Regions from separate parts of the Homo sapiens genome. Here region 1 is linked to region 2. Evidence: chromatin loops called from intact Hi-C (ENCODE). Cell type or tissue: PC-3. All regions are shown on one strand. Links, peaks and the distances in the headings refer to the core of each region. The heading gives the core; the rest is flanking DNA. Region 1 has its middle 90 kb from the start of RAB27B. Region 2 has its middle 89 kb from the start of DYNAP.

Region 1 (2,930 bases), core at 197-2,696, 58 kb after region 2:
GGAGATATCATGTAGAAAAGCCCTGACAAAAGAGATAGCATAAGCGTTTGAGTTTTTCATTGGATAGGACACTGCTGGAGTGTCGTATGTAATGGCAAAGTTTGAACAAATAAGCTATGTTTTGCCAAAGAGAAATGTACACTCACCCATGGGATGTAATAATGAGGAATGGGAAGTCTTAGGGACTCGAAAGAACAGTTTTTAAATGTTATTTCCTTTTGTGGCAAAAAGAAAGAGAACAAATTGGTGCAGATTATCTTCATACATCAAATTGCAACAGAAGACTGCATAAGTAAACCACCTCCAAATGACATGCTTCTCATTCACAATTGCTCAAAATGATTCTCTCTGTGGAAAAAAAAACTACTTACATAGTCATGGACTTTCCACAAAGGTCAGTTTCGAACCATATCATAGTTTACTCATTCACTGTTGACTCTCTGGGTTGTCTTATGCACACAAGGCTTCTTCCCTGGATGGGTTAAGAGTTAAATCTTGGATGGGCTTATTGACTTTAGGCATCAAGAAGAGAAAGAGGCTACTCCCTTTGTCTAGAATAACAACCACAATTTTATTGCCAAAAGTAACTCAACCTTTATTTATAGTTTCAGTTATAGGCCATCTACATTAAGATACCTAAATAACATTAAATTTGATTGCAGAGTTTTATATTAGCTAATGAGTAGATTGATCAAAATTTAATTTTGAAGTTTATCTGGTACATCTTGGCATCATCTCTCTTCCTTTCCACATATCTCTTAGGATATATTTATCCAACTCTGTTAGAAATACGTGTTGCTGGGTTTGGCATCTTTCTCGAATGTGAGCACAAAATAATCTTTGTATTTCCAGCACTTACTGCAGTGCCTGGCAAAGAGAGATGCTCAATACATGTTTATTGAAAGAATAAACAAGTGAAAAAAATGAATGTGAACATAGGAGAAAGGAGAAATCTTTAAATGACTTTTTCTCTTAAATAAATGAATTTTTCACTTCAAATGGATGTGACCATATCTAAATTATTTGACTAAATAATATTGAAGAGGCAAGATTTTTCAAACATAAGAATATCAATATAATCATTTATAATATGTTCAACTTTTATCGAACACCAACTAGGTTCAAATCAGCCATAAAAAGAGGTGTCAGACATACTTCTTGCCTTCTAGAAACTTGTGACAAAGTTGAACAAGAAAAATGTGTGCTTAAAAATGTAATGGTCAATGTAGAAAATATATGCTACCTGCTGAATGGGTACAATAAAAAAAGAGAGATGCCAGACTTCGGAAGGTAAAGAGAAATCACAGGTTTGTAAGAGAGAAGAGCCTACGTATTATACTAGACTCCTCTGATTGTTCTTAGATGACTAACCACTGAGTCATAATCTTGTCTTTCTGCATATATTTCTCATTATTTATTTTATAGCTGACTGCCTTTGAATACATTGCTTACATTTTCCACATAAGAATAACTGGAAAAGAGGAGGAAATGAATATTTGTTGATCACCCATTGATATGGTTGGGCTCCGTGTCCCCACCCAAATCTCATCTCAAATTATAATCCCCATAATCCCCATGTATTGAGGGAGGGATCTGGTGGGAGGTGACTGGATCATGGGGGTGGTTTCTCCCATGCTGTTCTCGTGATAGTGAATCAGTTCTCGTGAGATCTGATGGTTTTTTAAGTGGCGGTTTCCTCTCTTGCTGTCTCTCTCACTTGCTGCCATGTAAAACATGCCTGATTCCCCTTCCACCATGATTGTAAGTTTCCTGATGCTTCCCCACCCATGCAGAACTGTGAGTCAATTAAACCCCTTTCTTTATAAATTACCCAGTCCCAGGGAAGTTCTTTACAGCAGTGTGAAAATGGACTAATACACCTATCATATCCCAGACATTGCAATCAGATTTTTCCATAACGTACCTCTACCTTAAATCCCTTTTTAGAACATAACCACATTCATCTGTTTTTTAATTTGATCTGCACCTTTTGCTAGTTGTGGAACAAAACTTACTTGAATGTTTTTCATGAAACAATTTTGTTATAATATACTTTACCTAAAATAAGCCTCATTTATTTTAATTGTACAACTCAATGAGTCTTGAGAAATGTATATCTCTGTGTAACTATGGGTGTCTTCAAGATAGAGAATATTATCACCCCCCAAATTTCCCTGATGCTTCTTTGCAGTCAACCCTAGCCTTGGGCTGCCTTTAATATGCTATTTGTCACTGCAAGTTGATTTGCCTTCTGTGGAATTACATATAAATGCATCATACAATATGTATGCTTTTGTGTATGTCTGCTTTCACTCCATGTCATGTTTTTGAGTTTTGCTGTGTGTTGTTTCATTTTAATTTATTAGTACTCAATAGTATTCCACCATATAGAAATACTACCTTTTGGCCAGGTGTGGTGGCTCATGCCTGTAATCCCAGCACTTTGGGAGGCTGAAGCGGGTGGATCACCTGAGGTCAGGAGTTTCAGACCAGCCTGGCCAACATGGTGAAACCCCATCCCTACTAAAAATACAAAAAGTTAGCCAGGCGTGGTGGTGGGTGCCTGTAATCCCATCTACTTGGGATGCTGAGGCATAAGAATTGCTTGAACCTGGTAGGCGGAGGTTACAGTGAGCTGAGATCCTGCCATTGCACTCCAGCCTGGGCAACAAGAGCGAAACTCCATCTCAAAAAAAAAAAAAAAAAGAAAGAAAGAAATACTACCTTTTTAAAATCCATTCTCCTGTTGATGTACCCTTAAATTCTTTCTTTCTTTTTTTCTTTCTTTTTTTTTTTTGCTGCTATGAATAAAGTTGCTATGACCTTTGATCTTCAAATCTTTGTGTGGCACATTTTTATTTCTCTTGGTGAATACCTAAGAGTGGAATGGCTGAGCCACATGCTAAGTGTACATTTAGCTTTGTAAGAAG
Region 2 (2,930 bases), core at 199-2,698:
GAAATCTGCTAGACAGATAATGTTTCTTCTCTTTGGTTCCAGCATAAACGTATGCTTTCTCTTTGTGTGGGAAAGGCCATAGGAATAAATCATGACTCTTGCGTCAAATAGCTAGGCCTGTGATGACTTAAGATCCAGGAATTGGCCAGGTGTGGTGGCTCATGCCTGTAACCCCAGCAGTTTGCGAGGCCGAGGCGGGCGGATCACGAGGTCAGGAGATCAAGACCATCCTGGCTAACATGGTGAAACCCCGTCTCTACTAAAAATACAAAAAAATTAGCCAGGCGTGGTGACGGGCGCCTGTAGTCCCAGCTACTCAGGAGGCTGAGGCAGGAGAATGGCGTGAACCCGGGAGGTGGAGCTTGCAGTAAGCCGAGATAGTGCCACTGCACTCCAGCCTGGACAACAGAGCGAGACTGTCTCAAAAAAACAGACAAGCAAATCCATGAATCACCTCATATGTTCCAAATTCATTCTATAATTGATTCAAAATTCAAGTATTGCACAGCTCAGCTAGGGCTATTGTTCTCCACAATTGTATTTGGGGTTAAAGTATTTTATGGAGTGAAACCTAAAACCACTAGGCCTCCAAAGATGTCCATGAAATATAAAAATACAGAACAACAGATGCACAGTTCTAGAAAAGTAAAAATAGGCTTGCAAAATATTAACCTATCACAAGGCAGGGATGACCAAAGCCACCATCCCTTTCTGTCCAAGGGGTCAGCTTCTTCTAGAGCAGAGCCCAATAGCCTTGGAGACTTACTACCTGATCTTTCCTCTGAAAAGTAAGCCTTAAGTTCTCAGCTTCAGATGTGATTCTAAGAAAATGTCTCAAACAAGTATTTCTAACCCTTTTCATAATTATTGCCTGCTTCCCAAGTGATAGAAAATAATCCATGAAAAGATTGGAATGGCATCTACATATTTTTCTAAGTGGGCTGTATTTGTGAATCTCCCTGTTGGTGCCTACCCTCCGCCTCACTTGCTGGATTTAACAGAGTTGGCTCTTTGCCATTGACTGTCAGAAATGCTATAAAAAACAGTAGAATGCCTGTGATGGGAAGATTGGACTGTGAGTACATCAGTCCCTCCAGACTTCCAATTAATCGTCCCAGGTTTTGGACAATATAGTTGTCTGCAGCATTGAATTACATAGCACTTATATGCAATGCTGAATAGTGCTGTTGAGCTAGGATTCCTTATGACACAGAAAATAATCTCTAAAAATCCAGACCACAAGAAAAGAAACCAACCAGTAGATGTCTCTGTGGTGCTTCAGTTGATCATGTTCTTGCACGATTAGCCACAGATGTCTGTGGGTTTGGAAATGCAATGATATGAACATTTGTACCTTTTATTTGGGGCAAGTAGGGGGAGAGACCAAGTGCCCTAGAAATATATCAAAACTCTTCAACAATAAGTTTTTTATACTTTCTGAAAATAAACCTAACATCTGCACGTCTATCTTTTTAAAAAGTGTGTTTTACTTACAAAGATAAGCAAATATGAAACTTTCAAAAAAATTTGTAAAATGTTCACATTAGTAAATTCAGAAGTGTGTATCCAGGTGAAAGAAGTTTATGCTAAGAAAAAATACTTCATTTCCTATGAAACAGTTCCAACCCCTGAATAGCAGAGGAAGTGGTTCTATGGAAGGGAACAGGACAGCAGTAAAGAATGTCCAACAGTACAGACGACTCGGAATTCTGGGGACCACTGAGAACTCATGCTTCTACCTGTTTTACCTTTTAAACATTTTCCTGCTCACCCCAGTGGTGGGCCCCTGAGATGGAGCTTGGAGCATTGAGATGCTGGGTAACTGTCCTTGGGAAAATCACATGCTACTAAAGACTCTCCCCAACCCTCTTTAGCATGTCAGGATTAAGATTTTCCGGATTTTGCTAACACTAAAGCAATCACCCTGAATTCATTTTGTAAAGAATATATTTGAAGCAAAATCATTAGAGAGAAGGATTTGCCTATCACAAGGCAGGGATGACCGAAGCCGTCATCCCTTTCTGTCAGAGCTTGCCTGCTCTCTAATAATATAAGAAAATTTTAGAAATACATGACTCACTTTAAACAACGGGTATATTTCTGCGTAATATAGACTTTTTCCTCCTTGTGAATTTATCATAGAAACAATACATATGTAAATTTAGTTAAAAATATCTGTGACAATTATCTTGTGTGGTTAAAATCTTTTTCTTCATTTAGTCAAGGGAATAATAAACCCCTAATATGTCTATTCTATAGGTGTAAATTTTTAAATCAATTTTAAATTGATATTTTTATTGAGATGATTATAGATTCACATGCAGTTGTAAGAAATAATAAAGAAAGATTCCTTGCACACTTTACCCAGTTTCTCCCAATACTATAATTTTGCAAAACTATACCAACATAAGCAAAATAGCGATACTAATACAACCCCCCAATTTTTTCAGATTTTTCCAATCTTACTTGTACTCATCTGTGTATACTTAGTATGTATGCACATGTGTATGTGTTTAGTTCCATGTAAATTTATCAAATGTGCAGTTTTGTGTATCCATCACGTACAGGAGAGATACTAAACAGGACCCTCCTGTGCTTTTGTAACTGTTCAGTTTTAATCACATCCACCTCCCTCCACCTGCCTCATAGCTCACCTCACTCCCATCAAACCTTGGCAATCATTCATTGATCCTCCATTTCTACAATGTCTTCATTTCTCAGATGTTATATGAATGGAATTATACAGCATGTAATCTTTGGAGATTGGCATTTTTGGGTCAACATAATTCCCTGGAGATTCACTCAAGTTGTTATGTATATCCGTGGTTTGTTCTTTTCATTGCTAAGTAGCATTCTGGCATATGTATATACCACAGCATGTTTAACAACTTACCTTTAGAAGGACATGTGGACAGGTTTTGCTTTCACAA

Evidence for each region. Peaks named below come from ENCODE experiments on the same cell type or tissue, not always from the same donor. Only the 100,000 strongest peaks of a DNase experiment are listed, where the experiment ranks them.
Region 1: a loop joins it to region 2, with 3 times the contacts of the local background. A loop is called at or near these places in 2 of 110 quality-filtered maps.

The regions. Positions count from the first base shown.
Region 1 is chr18:54,736,768-54,739,697 of GRCh38, forward strand. It overlaps a transcript of RAB27B not described here. Among named protein-coding and RNA genes, the nearest start is that of RAB27B, 90 kb to the right of the region's middle. In PC-3, for the core only: no CTCF peak of the experiment used is centred there; DNase peaks (open chromatin) are centred at 434 and 1,384; H3K4me3 peaks cover 289 bases; H3K27ac peaks cover 2,228 bases.
Region 2 is chr18:54,678,497-54,681,426 of GRCh38, forward strand. No RefSeq gene overlaps it. Among named protein-coding and RNA genes, the nearest start is that of DYNAP, 89 kb to the left of the region's middle. In PC-3, for the core only: a CTCF peak has its summit at 1,265 (motif pointing right); a DNase peak (open chromatin) is centred at 1,265.